Linked DNA regions of Mus musculus: region 1 is linked to region 2. Evidence: chromatin contacts called from ENCODE POLR2A ChIA-PET data. All regions are on one chromosome and are shown on one strand. The core of a region is the stretch at or near the end of the contact, and the rest is flanking DNA. Distances in the headings are between cores, read along the strand shown.

What was found. ChIA-PET counts read pairs that join two places held with the same protein, here RNA polymerase II (POLR2A).
Region 1: POLR2A ChIA-PET joins it to region 2 with 16 read pairs in embryonic stem cell. The contact joins the promoter of Insl3 here to the promoter of Slc27a1 in region 2. POLR2A ChIA-PET finds 5 or more read pairs at or near these places in 4 of 5 experiments (Patski and embryonic stem cell).

What each region holds. Positions count from the first base shown.
Region 1 is chr8:71,687,623-71,695,096 of GRCm38, forward strand. It overlaps Insl3 (insulin-like 3), which reads left to right and starts at 1,630. Exons shown (of 2, transcript NM_013564.7): 1 at 1,630-1,810; 2 at 2,550-2,955. The coding sequence starts at 1,636. The coding sequence ends at 2,743. It overlaps Jak3 (Janus kinase 3), which reads left to right. Exons shown (of 25, transcript NM_010589.6): 24 at 418-540; 25 at 2,550-2,955. The coding sequence ends at 525. B3gnt3 (UDP-GlcNAc:betaGal beta-1,3-N-acetylglucosaminyltransferase 3) reads right to left here. Exons shown (of 3, transcript NM_028189.3): 2 at 5,695-6,277; 3 at 4,097-5,533. The coding sequence starts at 6,261. The coding sequence ends at 4,982.
Region 2 is chr8:71,568,437-71,575,985 of GRCm38, forward strand. Slc27a1 (solute carrier family 27 (fatty acid transporter), member 1) reads left to right here and starts at 2,158. Exons shown (of 12, transcript NM_001357182.1): 1 at 2,158-2,452. The coding sequence starts at 2,286.

The DNA.
Region 1 (7,474 bases), core at 380-2,879, 120 kb after region 2:
ACTTATTTATTTTTTACAGTGCTGAGATTTGAAGCCAGGGTCTTACTCATGCTAGGCAAGCACGCACCCTGTGTCATGATAATTCGGGGGATGGGGGTTGGGGAAGGGAGGCGCAGCCGCTTCCAGGAGTGAATGGCGCCTATTGGAGGAGCCAGGAGAGGTCATTCCCAGTAGGAGACATGGCTGTGGGCTGGGGTGGAGTAAGAGAAGCAGATGTGCGGCGAGATGGGGGATGTGTGCCTGTCACCCTAGCCATCTGCAGGCCAGGGCAGGAGTGTTGCCACAGGCAAACTTAGTTTCTGTTCAGAGATCCATAAGGAGCCATGGAGAGCTGTGGAGAAGAGTAGGGGGCCATTAAACTGAGTGGAAACCACGCCTCTCAGCTCAGGCACCCCCCACCTTGCTTCCCACCACCAGGTTCAGGAGCTCATGCAGCTGTGCTGGGCGCCCAGCCCGCACGACCGGCCAGCCTTCGGCACCCTGAGCCCCCAGCTGGACGCGCTGTGGCGTGGAAGACCCGGATAGCAGCCAGGGGCGAGAGTGAGCTTGGTTCCTATGATCTGGCTGTGTGACCTCAGGCAGGAAACTGTCCCTTTCTGGGCCCCATCACCCCCTTATCCCCTCTGGCCACTCCTTCCCATCATTCTTTCTTCCCAGAATGGGGATATTAAATATGTGACCCCAGGCTCTGCGCGGTTGTCAGCACCTCTGGAAATGCCTTACTGGCACGTCTGCCTTCTGCAAAACTCAGAACCCCATGTCCCAGCAGCACCCTAGTCTTGGCCAGAAACCCACCCAGACCCCCAAACCCTCTCTTGACTCCAGGTCTGTGCCCAGTCCCTTGCTCCCCTGACTGTGGGCTTTTAGGGGCTGTGAAAGCCTTAGCCTGACCTCCTGACAGTCTGGGTTCTGTGAGTGTTTGTTGAATGAATTCAATAGAAAAGATGGTTTGTGACTGGAGTTGGGGGTGTAGAAGAGCTGGCTTACAGGGTGTGGTATAGGCTGGGGGGACAAGTGTGGGGCTGGAGGGAGGCACATCTGGGAGAGTAGAGGTCTTGGCCAGATCCCAAGGACACCCCATCCCCTCCTGCTCAGCTGTGGTCCTTGGCTCGCCAGGGGAACTGGTTCCGGGCAGAGGCGGTTCTAGGGGCAGAGGCCAAGGCTGGAGCTAGACTGAGCCAGCCCTGTGCACCCCAGGACAGTGCCTGCCGTCACCCAGAACAGTCCGGAGGTGGTGAAACAGGAAAGGAACCATTTAGACTTATCCTTCTGTCTTCCAGCCTTAATTTCCCTCTTTGACAAAACCAAGTCATAAATACCTCCTCCCACCTCCTTTACAACCTAAACTGCCTCCAACTCACAGCAATTCTCCTGCCTCAACTTTTTCAGTGCTAGTAAGACATGTGGGCTTCACCCTTACAAAGGGGCGCTTGGCTTGTTTTAAATGTTGGGGAGCGGCTCCTGGCACAGCGCCGCACCTGGGAGAGGACTTCAAGGTCCCAAGCTGGACACACAGCCCCTGACCGTGACTCGAGCCTCGACCTTTTGGGTGCTGCTTGCCTGTGTTCCCGCCAAGGCCCATGGGCGGCGCGAGGCAGTTATAAGGAGCATCCCTGCCCACTGCCTCCTGCCACCATGCGCGCGCCGCTGCTACTGATGCTCCTGGCTCTGGGGTCCGCGCTGCGCTCCCCGCAGCCCCCCGAGGCACGCGCCAAGCTCTGCGGCCACCACCTGGTGCGCACGCTGGTGCGGGTGTGCGGCGGCCCACGCTGGTCGCCCGAGGCCACGCAGCCTGTGGAGACCCGGGACCGTGAGTGGGGACAAGCGGGGCGGTTGGACACGCGTGGATAACCGAGGGGGAGACGCTGGCACGGTGGCGCCCCCTCCTGATAGCAAAGACTGGAGTCCTCATGGATTTTTAGATTTTAATTTTTCCCTATTTTTGGATTTTTGGGACGGGGGTCTCATGTGGACCAGGCTGGATTCAAACTTACAATGTAGTCAAGCTGAGCTGTTTGCCTTACTTAGGCTTGAGTACTTAGCTGACTGGCATAAGCCACCACTCGGTTTATAAGCCACCACTCGGTTTATTATTTATTAAAGACAGACTCTTATTAGAGTCAACCTAAAGTCATTTCAAAGTCGCGGAATCCTCCTGCCTCGGCAGTTCTGGGGTCACTGGGATATGGCCCTTTCTGGGGATTCTGGGCAGGAACTCTACCTCCAGGCCCAGAGGACGGAAGAGGACAGAGGTCCCTGTGTCCCTGTGCACAGCCGTGGGTGGCGATTGTAGGAATGTATGGTCCCCTCCTGAAACAGAGAGTGCCGTCCAGGGGTTCACAGGGCGAACCCGGGACTGCGTGCAGTTCTAGGGACTCTCACCCTTCCATGGCCACAAACTGGGGTGCACAGGAGGTATATGGGCACACGCAGTTGGGAGGTGAGTGTGGCACCAGGTGAGAGTTACATGGTATTCAGCAGGCGCTCTATGTGTGCTCCTATGTCTCTGGCCGGTGTGGGGGAGGGACTTAAGCTGACTTCTGTTCCAGGGGAGCTGCTGCAGTGGCTAGAGCAGAGACATCTCCTGCACGCGCTGGTGGCCGACGTGGACCCAGCGCTAGACCCGCAGCTTCCTCTCCAGGCTTCTCAGCGCCAGCGCCGCAGTGCCGCCACCAACGCTGTGCACCGCTGCTGTCTTACTGGCTGCACCCAGCAAGACCTGTTGGGTCTGTGTCCCCACTGAAGGGGCACAGGGCTCAGGCGGTGCGTCCTTAATTGCTCCCCACCTCCTGGCTATGTCATTGCAACAATCCAGTTTGCCTTGGAGGATCCCTAGTTTATTCATAGATCGCAGTAAGCAAGGACCACAGGCCCTGTCCCCAAGAAGCCCCATCATGACCTGTGCCCACCTCCTCCCTGTGTCCCAAAAAGTCTAAATAAAAAAGCAACTTCATACTTTTTTTCCCCCCTGGGAAAAGCAACAAGGAGGGGGGGGCAGGAGGATGTGACTCTGCTCTGGTCACACACAGACCAGACCGGAGGCACCACCAGGATCTACTGGGGCAACCAAGGCGTGTCAGGAGCTCTTTACAAGGCTGTGAAGTACACAGTAGGTGCACAATAGACAGTACAAGCACTCCTGAAGCACCAAACACACCAGGTATGTTGTACAATGTTATCCTAGGCTGGTGAGGTGGAGGCAAGGGGATTAGGAGTTTAAGATCATTCTTGGCTCTAAGGGTCAGCCTTGGCTATCAAGGCCAGCCTGGACAAATGAGACCCTGTGTCTAAAGAAAAACAAACAAACAAAATAACTACAAGGTGGTAGGCAGTGTAGGATCAGAACTGAGCTCAACCAGGGCTGAGGCAGCCAGGTGGGGAGACCAGATTGGTCTGGAAGGTTCCCTGTTCTACAGCTGAGGTTTCAGGAGCTATGAAGGGTGCGAGAGCTGGGCTGGGGAGAGCAGAGATGCGCTGAGATTCACTACAAGGTATCCACCATGTCTTTTGGGAAAGAACCTCAAAAGTGAATGGGGGAGCATAATGAGAATTCGGGTTTCTTTTAAAAAACAGAAATATTACCGGGCGGTGGTGGTGTACACTTTTAATCCCAGTACTCAGGAGGCAGAGGCAGGTGGATTTTTGAGTTCAAGGCCAGCCTGGTCTACAAAGTGAGTTCCAAGACAGCCAGGGCTACACAGAGAAACCATGTCTTGAATAAACAAAAACAAACAAACAAGTAACCAGAAATCTTATAGGAAAGTGTTCTCATTTTGATCCCAGGTATGGGGTGTGGGAATGCTTCTGCCAGTCCCCAGCACCTGACTATGCATTGCTTTGTGCTATAGCAGATGCGATTTTGCAGCTTCTGCAATTGTGTGATGTTTGGAATTCTGGGGACTCATTAGAGGGTTTATAAATGCTAGGGACCCAGAGGGTGGGTTGTTCTTGTTAGTGGAGGTTTGCTAAGTAGTCATCCTCGAAGAAGAAACAAGGACAAGAAAAAACTAGATATTTTGACAGGGAAGATCAAAACTTGCCCCAAGGAATCAGCAGGATTAACAGTAACAGCAGGTCTAAAAGTAACATTACCACCTTTCCAAGCGCTGAGACTTTATTGGGTAATCTCTTTTCTTTCCTCTATACTTTTTTCTCTCCTGTCTGGTGTTGGGGAGGGGTTGCAATTTTGGAAGAAAAAGAACCCACAAAGTAGCTACAGGGAAGGGAGCAAGGGGAGGCAGGAGCCACATACAGCCATGCTGTAGATGTGAACATGTTGCAATGAGTTAATATTGAAGGTCAAAGAGAGGTGGGGTAGAGCAGCCGGTGTTAAAACATGAGTAGTGCTGAAAACTAAAAAGGCACTGGCGAGATGACTCAGTTAATGGAGGCACTTGCTGCCAAGCCTGAAGATTTGAGTTCAAGTCCCAGGACCCAAACAGAGAGGAAGACAGGACCTGGCTCCCTTCCTAAATAGATAAAATTAAAACGTGGCAGAGCCCTGAGTTTTATCTTAACCTTCCCCCTACAATCACGTTCAACCTTCTATGGACTTTATTTCCTGCCAGCCCGGTCTGTGGGACACAGGACCCCTCCTGCCCCTGTGGTTCTCCAAGTTCTTGGGAGACACTAGTGGGGGTCAAGTCAAGATCTCTGAGCACCTCAGTTTAAAATCCACCTTGTTCCTCTGCCCAATTCCTTGGGGGCCTGAGAGAGGCCAAGGCCCAGAGCCTAAAACCCATGGGCTCTGTCCACAGCAGTTTTTGCTTAGCGGCCACTTAGAGCCACTCAGAGTTGGCTAGACTCAGAGTTCCTGCTGTGAACAGTACCAAGAGGGTTTCCAAGCGTACTTAGGAGTTTGCCCTATGAACTCCTCAGACCCACCTTTCTGCCCCTCACTTTGAACTTCTCCTTGAAGCCAGCCCTTTGCACGTGGATGAGGCAGGACATGAGCTAGGGGATGTCAACTCCCCCAAACCTCTCAGTAGGCGGGGCTCTGCCTGCCGCAGAGGAGCTGGGGCTGGTTCAGCGCATCCCACATCAGCAGCATCTCGAAGGGCAGGAAGCGGTGCACGAGGAGCAGGTCGCGGTAGAAGCAGGGGTCGAAGGATGACACACGTGGGCTAGGGGGGAAAACCCCCGCAGTGCGCACTCCGCTGTGCGTCCCGGGAGCCAGACCCTGCTGCTGCAGACACATGCCCAGGAACACGTCGTCGATTGGGAACATGGGGAGGACGCGCGCGGCGCGACGTAGGGCGGCCACGGTAAAACGCGACAGCAGGAAGCCGCCGCCACCACAGTAGGGCGGGTATCTGTCCTCCGCCATCACCAGAGCGGGGATGAAGTACTTGCTCCAGGGCACCCGGATGGGACCCACGTTCTGGATCAGGTGCCCCACGAAGAGGTGTTGGTCCGGGTCGTGGTCCTGCAGGTAGGTGACCATGTTGTCCGTGTGTGCGAACACATCGTCGTCCCCATTGAGCACGAAGCTGGCGTTGGTACAGTAGGTTAGCTGCCACTCCAGGAAAAGGACCTACGGATGGAAGGGGTGGGGGCAGGAGCGGGTTTGTGGGCTGGCAAAGCACCAGAAGTCCTCCCTGTTGTAAACCCTCCCCTCTCCCGATATCTCTACGTGGGTCTCGTATGCATACTTCAAAACCCCACGTCCCGTGCCTTCCCCCACGTCTCACCCACCTGCTTAAGCGTCAGGTTAAAGAAGGAGTCATGGAAATCCCACTGGAGAATGTCGCCGTATTTCTGCGCTTCCAGCTCCAGCAGTCGGTTGTATTTGCGTGCTTGTTGTGGGTCGCGGTCTGAGCCCACAAGGAAGAGGCGGCGCAGTGGCGCCCCACGCACCCGTCTCTCGCGCGCCCACGTCGTGCGCAGCATCTGGCGGCGCCCATAGTTTGCAGGCGAGGACTTGATGGCGAGCAGCAGGAACACGGGCTCCGCGCACTTGGTAACCCGCGGCTCTCGGAGCACTGGGAAGTCGCGGCAGTGGCGGTAGAACAAGAAGTCGCGCACGTGTAAGGGCAGCCCCGCGAAGTCGGGGTGCGAGGACACGGATAGATTAGCTCGGCACCGGGCGGGGTGTGTGCGTGGGTGGCCCGTGGCCCACCCGGGGTTGTCTTCAGGCTCCTTGGACCTCTCAGGGGCAGAGCAGCTGGGCGGTGACTTGCTGGTCAGGAGCAGCAGCAGCACCAGCAAGGCGACCAAGACCAGGAGGAGGATCTCGTAGGGGCTCTGCCTTGGCAGCCGCATGGCGTGGGGGCGGAGCCTAGAGCAAGGTCACAGATCTGTGAGTTCCCGCCGACCCAGCCTCCTCGCTCCCCTCCCCGAAGCCGGCATTGACTGGCGCTGAACTTGAACCCACCCCTGGTCCCCACGGCCCTTCGACCCCACCGAAGTTTTCTTCAAACTCAGAGAGATCCTCCTGCCTCTACCCCCTGAGTGCTGGGGCTAAAGATGTGAATGCCTGTCCCACCAGGAAACTTTTATTCCTCCCTCAAAACCCATTTTGGATGATCGTTTTTTCCAGGCTTCCCTCATTCACGCCCCACCCCACCCCCGCCCCGCCTTGACCCGTCAGGTCCCATTGTGGCCTCTCCCAGCATGAGTTGGGCACAGAGGCAGAGGCAGACAGAACTTGATGTTTGTGATAAACTCTTACAAATCTGTCAGCTCCCAGCTCTAATGATCTCGATTTTAGGAAGCCCAGGCTGACCTCAAACTTGCTCTGGAGATGAGGATGGACCTGAGCTGTCCTCAGGTCCTGAGAGCTGGGATGAGAGCTTTCATTAGGCCTGGCTCTCTTGTCTGATGTTAGCCCTCCCCAGAGCTGCAACCCCCCCCTCCCCGGCTCCCAGCCTCCTGTGTATGGCCTGTGTTGTCTGTGGTGTGTTCTAGTCCTAAAGGGTGTTGCTGCAGCATACAAGTGTTAGATCAAACTCTTACTCCTTCATCAAACACTGTTGGCACTCAGGAGCACACCTTCACCCCTGGGACCCAGAGTTGTCCCCCCATCCTGGCTATGTGCCCCACATGCACTGACAATCTTGTCTGCAGGAATGCAGGGACACCATGCCACCCCTAAGTCATAGCACACAAAGTGTTTGTTGAAAGACTATCGAACCTTCCCCCTTACCTCAGTTTGTTTTGGGGTATCCGCTGTCCTGAGTGGTACCTAGAACCCTGTGCGCCATTAACAAGTGTCCTTGAGACTGTAGGCATCAAGCAAACCCATGGCGCTAGTGCCTGCACAGAGGCTGGTTTCCTGGTTCTTTGCCATGGGTTCTGCTGTGTGACTCTGACACAGTGGCTTAACCTCTCTGAACCTCCAGGTATAACAAGATGAACCCTATGCAAAAGCACCAGCGATCTCCTGCCACAGGACCTTAGCACAGACTGTTACAGATTTGTAAAAATCCTTCACTGTAGCTGTCTTTTTGCTACATTGTGAGAGTTTTTGTTCCAA
Region 2 (7,549 bases), core at 908-3,407:
GTGGGGCAAAGGGCACAGGAGATGTTCCAGGAACATCGAAACAGGAGGAGGCAGTGAGCAAGTAGGAGGGCAGGCAGCAGGGCTGAATCCCAGCTGGGGGGGACGGCTGCAGCATTCAGTGTCTTTACCTGTAAAACTGGGGTAGAGGGGGAGAGGGCTGGTCTAGAGGGTTCTTGTTGACCCCTGGCTGGCTGGGCCGAGATCTTCATCACCACCACCACCCCCATCCCACCCACCTCTCTGAGACCAATGGCAGCTGCGGGTGGGGGTGGGGCCGCACTTGCCCAGCCTTGGCCTTCGAGTGGCGCTGGAAGCAGGCCCTGGCTGGCTTCTTCCCAAGGAGAGCTGTGGGAAGGTCGGCCAAGCGGGACAGAAAACAAGCTAGTCCGCAGGGTGGGCAGGGGGGTGTGGGAGGGTGGTTGGGAGGGAGGGACAGGGTAGAGGCACTCAGGGGCGCTGTGAGAAGCGCCCAGGACTCTGCAAAGGGCTCATCCCCTGAAGGGACCCACCAGCTAGGCCTGAGCTCAGAACTTCCCAGTCCAGACTTCTGTGAGAACCTGCGAGGGAGCAGCAAGGGCCAGGGATCTGTAAGCCTCAGAAGGTCATCTTGACAGCAAGGGTGGGGGCACCCCAGCAAGAGGCTAGGGATTGGGGCGCCTCTGGATAGGCGCTTAGGATTCTGGAATGCTAACATGGCTTGAGGGGGCTCTTGCCTTTGGGGAGCAACAAGAGATTCTGGGGTGCATTACGGTCTCTTGGGGGTGCTCCTGGCGTGCAAGAAAGGGTCATGTCGAGGGAGGATGGGAGCTGATGTGAGCCCTGGGGTAATGGGATGTGACTTGTTAAGGTTTGGGAGGTAGAATTGGGATTTGGGGGCTCCTTATCTCAAAGAGCTGCCTTTGCAGCTCTCTCCACCCCCGGGTGTGAATTTCGACTTTCTCGGAGTCTGGAATGCTGAGAAGCCTCGGGGCTTGGATCTAGGACAAGCTGGATCAGGCAAGCTCCAGCACAGGCAGGCGCTGGGCGGGAGTGGGTCATGGGCGCAGGGATGGGGATCTTGCAGACTTTCTGGGATTTAGCGGGACGGAGCCACACCCCTGGAGCCATAGCCCCGCCTTCAGCACCTGCTTGTTTTCACCGCTTGGTTGCCGTGGAGACTCGTAGGTACCCTGGGCTAGCCGCTCTAGCTTGAGAGTCTCGTTGGGTTGCGGGCTCTCTGGCCCGCGGTTCTTCTCGATGGCCTAAGCCTTCCGGAAGGGGGTCGGCCGGTGCGGAGCCGGGTTGAGGGGCTGAGAGCTTTTGGCCGCGGATTGGAAGGTTTGGGGCGGGACTAGGTGGGCCGCACGGACCGGGCCTCTCTGTGAACAGTGACTGTCGAAGCCTGGAGGCAACGCGGGAGGCTCAGGTAGAATCTGGGTCCCGAATGCCAGATAGTCTCGGGACTGTGGGCGGGCCCGCGCCTGTGGGCGGAGCCATAGGCATCACCTGGCGCGTAGCCCGGGTCAGTGCGGAGGTGCGGATGGGGGCGGAATGTTGGGACTGCTGAGGGCGGGGTCAAAGGCTTCACCTGTAGGGAGGGATTTGAGGGTAGAGTGATCACCTGTGAGCTAGGGGGGTGGGGTCACAGGCCTTCATCTGGAGGAGGAGCCTCGATCAGGTTGCCGGACTTTGATTTGAGGCTCCCAATGTGGGCGGAGAAAGAGGCCTCAGTTGGGGCGTGGCCTAATGATGAGGGGGATGATGGAGGCTGTCCTTGTAGGAACACCCAGCCTCTGAGGCCGGATAAGCATGAGGATAACAAGTGAATTTTGAGACACAGAGGAGGGATGAGGCGACATTAGGGCATGGCCTGGACCATTGGCTGCGAAGGGCCTAGGTGTGTGCGGGTTACTAGGCGACCCCAGGCTTGGAGGGCTGAAGCTCAAGGGTGGAGCTTGACCGTGGGGGTGTCTAGCCACGTGGTCAGTGCTTGGGGAAGGGGGGAGGTCTGGCTTTGATGGGCGGAGGATAAAGATTGATATGGAAGTAGCCAATCCCAGGCCTTGAGGCGGTCAATGTTAAGTAAACTGGTTGGATTTGGCTTTCTTGGTGCTTAGCTCAGCGGCGGCGGGGCGGGACCTGATACTAAGGTACACGCTGGGGGCGGGGCCAGGCTTGTAGTAAAAGCGTTTGGGTTTAGGCTACAGTGTGGAAAAAGAACGCGGCCAGGGTCTGTGACGTGACCTGGGCGGGATCAGGACTAGGTGGGAGGCGGTACCTGCGGTCTCAGCTGTGTGCTCCGCAGGATGCGGGCTCCTGGAGCAGGAACAGCCTCTGTGGCCTCACTGGCGCTGCTTTGGTTTCTGGGACTTCCGTGGACCTGGAGCGCGGCGGCGGCGTTCTGTGTGTACGTGGGTGGCGGCGGCTGGCGCTTTCTGCGTATCGTCTGCAAGACGGCGAGGCGAGACCTCTTGTAAGTAGATGGAGTTGAAATTTAGGGGTCGTGGATGCATGGCCCTCGGGCGAGCTAGAGTCTTGCAGGGTGGTGTGAGGGTCCCCTTATGGCCTGAATTTGGTTTTATTGTCTGGGCTGGGGCCAGAAGGTGGAATGACTGACTGGAGGGCTCTGCAGGGTCCTGCAGAAGACAGAACTCTGGGGGGAATTGTTAGGGTGGTCGTTTGCCACCGTTAGAGTGGGTAGCTGGTGGGTATTGAGAGTACTAGGGGTTCCGGTGGCGTGGTGTAGACTGTGAGAGGCTTCTGTGGGATTAGTGGGGTGACCCACTGTCCAGATTCTTGGAATGAACAGGTTTGGGGTGAAGGAGCATCTTGCGGAATCTACAGGACTAGGGTGTCTAAAGAATCTGTAGTGTTGGCCCCTCAGATAACATGTGAGTGTGGAACTTTGACTATTATTCAGGGTCGGTGGGACGGTCTCTATGTATGCACAGTGTATGCACAGCGTCTCTGAGGAGTCAGGGTGTGCAGGGAACATGGAGGCTTCTGGGGTAACCTTAGTGTTGATGGAATTCAAAGTCTCAGGTCAACCCTTGTGGGACCATCTGGGTGCCTTCACAGATCTTCAGGGAGGCAGACTGGGCATCGTTAAGAGTGAGGAAACAGGTTTATGGGGGTGGGGGCAGAGCAGAATGGTGTGGAATGGGGGGTCACAGACTTACTGGCTCTGAGCTTTCTTTTTTTCTTTCTTTTTTTCTTTTCTTTTTTTTAGTGGTTCTCACCTGCCTTTGCTTCCTGGATTGACTTTCTTTCTTCCTTTCTCTCTTTCTTTCTCTCTTTCTTTCTGTTTTTTCTTCTCCTAAAGAAGCAAAGAAACTTCATTTGAAGCAAATTAGTCATGTGGTCAGAGATGACACTGTGAGGAGTGACAGTCGCTCCCAAGGACTCCAGGTCTTGTTTTGGGAAATGGGCTCTCATGTAGCCCAGGCTGGCCTGGAACTCTTCATGGAGCCCAGGCTGTCCTGGAACTCCCGATCCTCTCCCTTTATCTCCCCTGTACTAGGGTGACACATGAGGTTGCTGCTGTGCCAGGGTGTAGCACAGGACTTTTGCATTCTGCCCACTGAGCCCAGGCTCAGTCTTTGCTTTACCTTGGGAGACAGGCTTTCATGAAATTCAGTTTCCCATTTCTTCCTTTTCTCTTTTTTGTCTTTCTCCCCATTCCTCTGTCTTGTCTTTCTTTCCCAGGCTGGTCTGGAACTTGAGATCCTCCTGCCTCAGGCTCTGGGATTAACGGGCCAGTGGCAGTGTTAAAATGAGTGTAGTCCACTTGTTGAGATGGCTCAGCACCTAGAAGGCTTGATGCTATTCCAGAGGGCCTGGGTCTGGCTCACTACCAAGCTCTAGTTCCAGGTCATCTGCCGCCATCTTCTGTCCACTGCAGGCTCCTGTGCCCATGTGTGCACATACACACATACAAGCTCTCACATATGTTTTAATGAGCAGAAGAAAGCAGAGCATGGGTGTATAACTCACCCAGTATGACAGGAGGCCATTGGCAGGTGTGGCAGTGTGACTGCAAACCTGGCTGGCTGCTGTGAACAGCCTTCACTTTTGGAATTGTCTTTTCTCATTGTCTTTGTTGTTTTGTTTTGTTGGTTTTTTTTTTAAATTATTTTTATTTCATATGTGTTGGTGTTTTTCCTGCATGTATGTCTGAGTGAGGGTGTCAGATCCTTTGGAATTGGAGTCACTGAGAGTTGTGAGCTGCCCTGTGGGTGCTGGGGATTGAACCCCGGTCCTCAGAAGAGTAGCCAGCACTTTTAACTGCTGAGCCCTCCTTGTCTTTTGTTGTTGTTGTTAATGTTTTTGAACCTGGATCTCCCCAGAGCCCAAGATGGCTTTAAACTCTCAACTCTCTTGCCTCGGCCTTCCAGTGCTGGACATCCCCGCCCTGCTGTGTCCAGTTCACCTGCTGTACAGGAGCATCTGCCAAACCCTGCCGAGTCTCTCAAGGGACTTTGCTGCAGGCTTGAGTTCTGGGGCTCTGGATGAAAGAAGCTGGGGGCGGGAGAGGCCCTGGGAAGGGCCAGGCTGGACAGAGGTGTCTTTGTACTCGGTGTGGGGGTGGCTTGGGCAGCTGCCAACCTGGGTGCCAGAACATGTAGTAGGGACAAAACACCGGATCCCTGCCTGCTGGCATGGGCCTGCTGATGAGAGGCAAGGTGGAGGGAAGGGCCCTGACAGGCCCACATTGTTGCCGGAACCTGGCCTGCCTCACAGATCCACCAGCTGTGGCCTGGTTCCCATCTGCAGCTTCCAGAAGAGCTTCCTGCAGCCCTGTCTTCTAAACTAACCCCCTTTCCCATCTTCATGGGTTCCTGGGGCAGTTAGTGGAGCTCTAAGCATAGCCGGTGGTCATACAGTAGGTGGTCAAGACTACGTGCTAAGAGTACACTGAGCGGGGTAGAAACCTGAGATCTGACTGTGAACCTTAGGCAGTCCTCTTATTTCTGATTTAGATCCTTGAGCAGCACACTTTCATTGAACAGCTGTTGGGGCGCCACTAGCATCTGTACTGTGGTGAGCCATGGAGGGTCTTGAGTGAGCTTTTCTCAGTTCTGACTCATCCTGTCCTTCACTTGCTGTGTGTGAGACCTCATCTCTGATAACTCAGATCTCTGAGCCATCAGCTTGTCTGTCAAGTCCCAGTTTGGAGACTGTAGACAGAGCACAGCACTGGTATGTTTATACTGGGTGTTTAATAAATGCTGAGCTAAACGACTTTGCCAGGACCACCCCATTTTTGGTTTTTGGTGGTGGTATTTGTTTTTCTTACTCTGGGTTTTTTTTGGTTGGTTGGTTTGTTTGGTTTTCTTTTCTTTCTTTCTTTCTTTCTTTCTTTCTTTCTTTCTTTCTTTCTTTCTTTCTTTCTTTATTTGGGGAGGGGGTTCGAGACAGGGCTTCTCTGTGTAGCCCTGGCTGTCCTGGAACTCACTTTGTAGACCAGGCTGGCCTCGAACTCAGAAATCCGCCTGCCTCTGCCTCTGCCTCTGCCTCCCAAGTGCTGGGATTAAAGGCGTGTGCTACCACTACCCGGCTTTTTTTTTTTTTTTTTTTTTATCTGAACTGGGTTCTGGTTTGTGAGTACGGTACCCTCTGTTTATTTTGGTCCTTGACCATGGTTCCTGGGATCTCAGGGACCTCCCCCCAGGGACTCACTGTTCAGGGGCCCAGAACATAAACACCCTAAAAGATACAGGCTTGAGCCCCAACTTGTCAGACTTTAACCCCAGGATGAGCATGAAAAACCAATTTTTAAAATGGTTGCTTAAAATTTATTTCATAAGAGTGGGTGTTTCACATACATTTGTATGTGCACCATGTACATTCCTGATGTGCAGAGAGGACAGGAGGACGTATGGGATCTCCTGGAACTGGAGTTACAGATGTTTGTCAGCCACTATATGGGTGCTGGGCGCCACTGAGCTGTCTCCTCAGCCCCCAGTTTCGTTTTAGGGCAGGGTCTTGCTATATAGTTGAGGTGGACCTGAACCCACGGGTCCTGTGATGGCAGGTGAGTGCCATCAGCTCAGCTCAGGATGCTCGCTCATCCACCTACCAACCAGTAGATACCTGTGTCTTCTTCACACTCGCCTTACTTATCCCACATGGGCAGCTGGGCCATGGGAGCCTAGCTCCCGGGCAGTCACCGTGTTCTGGCAGCTTGTCTGCATTGCAGTGAATACGACAGTATGACCTTGGCTGCTTCCCAGCACATCCTCACCATGCAGGAGCATGTCTGTGACAGACACAGCCCTCAGGGGTGGAAAGCAGCGTTGATGCACAGTACTGAGCTGGAGCAGGAAGGGGTGGAGTCATGGACCCTCAGGAGTAGGTGTCTCTGATGTGCTCTTCTTTGGGTTCATGAGATGGATGAGTAGCTCAGGAGGCTTGCCTGCAAGCCGTGGTACCCGAGTTCCATTCCCAGGGCACTCAGGTGGAGGAGAGAACTCCTTCGCACAAGTCATCCTCTGGTTTTCACACACACAGTGAATGGATGAATACAGTGATGAAACTAGCTGGATGTGGTTTCATACGCCTTTAGTCCCAGCACTAGGGGAGGGCGGGCGGGGGACACAGGCAGGTGGATATCTATAGGTTTGAGGCCAGCCTGGTCTACAGAACAAGTTCCAGGACAGCCAGGGCTATATGAGAAACCTCATCTTCAAAACAAAACAAAACACAGCAAAAATTAAAAGTTAAAATTCTCATTTTGTAACTACCAGGAAATAATCCTGGGTTAACAGAGGTATTAGTGTGTCCCATCACAGCTGACCTCTGAGTGACAGGGTGGAATGTGACATTGTAACATGCTGAGTCAGAGCAGTGAAAGCACTGGCTGCTTTACACTCCTCACTTACTCTGTGTGCTCTCATGTGAGCACAGGCGCCCTTGTGTGTGTGCTCTCATGTGAGCACAGGTGCCCTTGTGTGTGTGCTCCTGTGAGCACAGGTGCCCTTGTGTGTGTGCTCCTGTGAGCACAGGTGCCCTTGTGTGTGTGCTCCTGTGAGCACAGGTGCCCTTGTGTGTGTGCTCTCATGTGAGCACAGGTGCCCTTGTGTGTGTGCTCTCATGTGAGCACAGGTGCCCTTGTGTGTGTGCTCTCATGTGAGCATAGGTGCCCTTGTGTGTGTGCTCCTGTGTGAGCACAGGTGCCCTTGTGTGTGTGCTCTCATGTGAGCACAGGTGCCCTTGTGTGTGTGCTCCTGTGAGCACAGGTGCCCTTGTGTGTGTGCTCTCATGTAAGCACAGGTGCCCTTGTGTGTGTGCTCCTGTGAGCACAGGTGCCCTTGTGTGTGTGCTCCTGTGAGCACAGGTGCCCTTGTGTGTGTGCTCCTGTGTGAGCACAGGTGCCCTTGGGTGTGTGCTCCCTGTGAGCTCATGTGCACTTGTGGAAGTATGAGGACAATCTGTATACCTTTAATCCCATCACTCAGGAGGCAGAGACAGGCCAATTTTTTTTTTTTTTTTTTTTGAGGCAGCCTGGTCTATGTAGCAAGTTCTAGGATAGCTAGCCTCACAGTAAGATAATGTCTGAATTTTTTCCTAG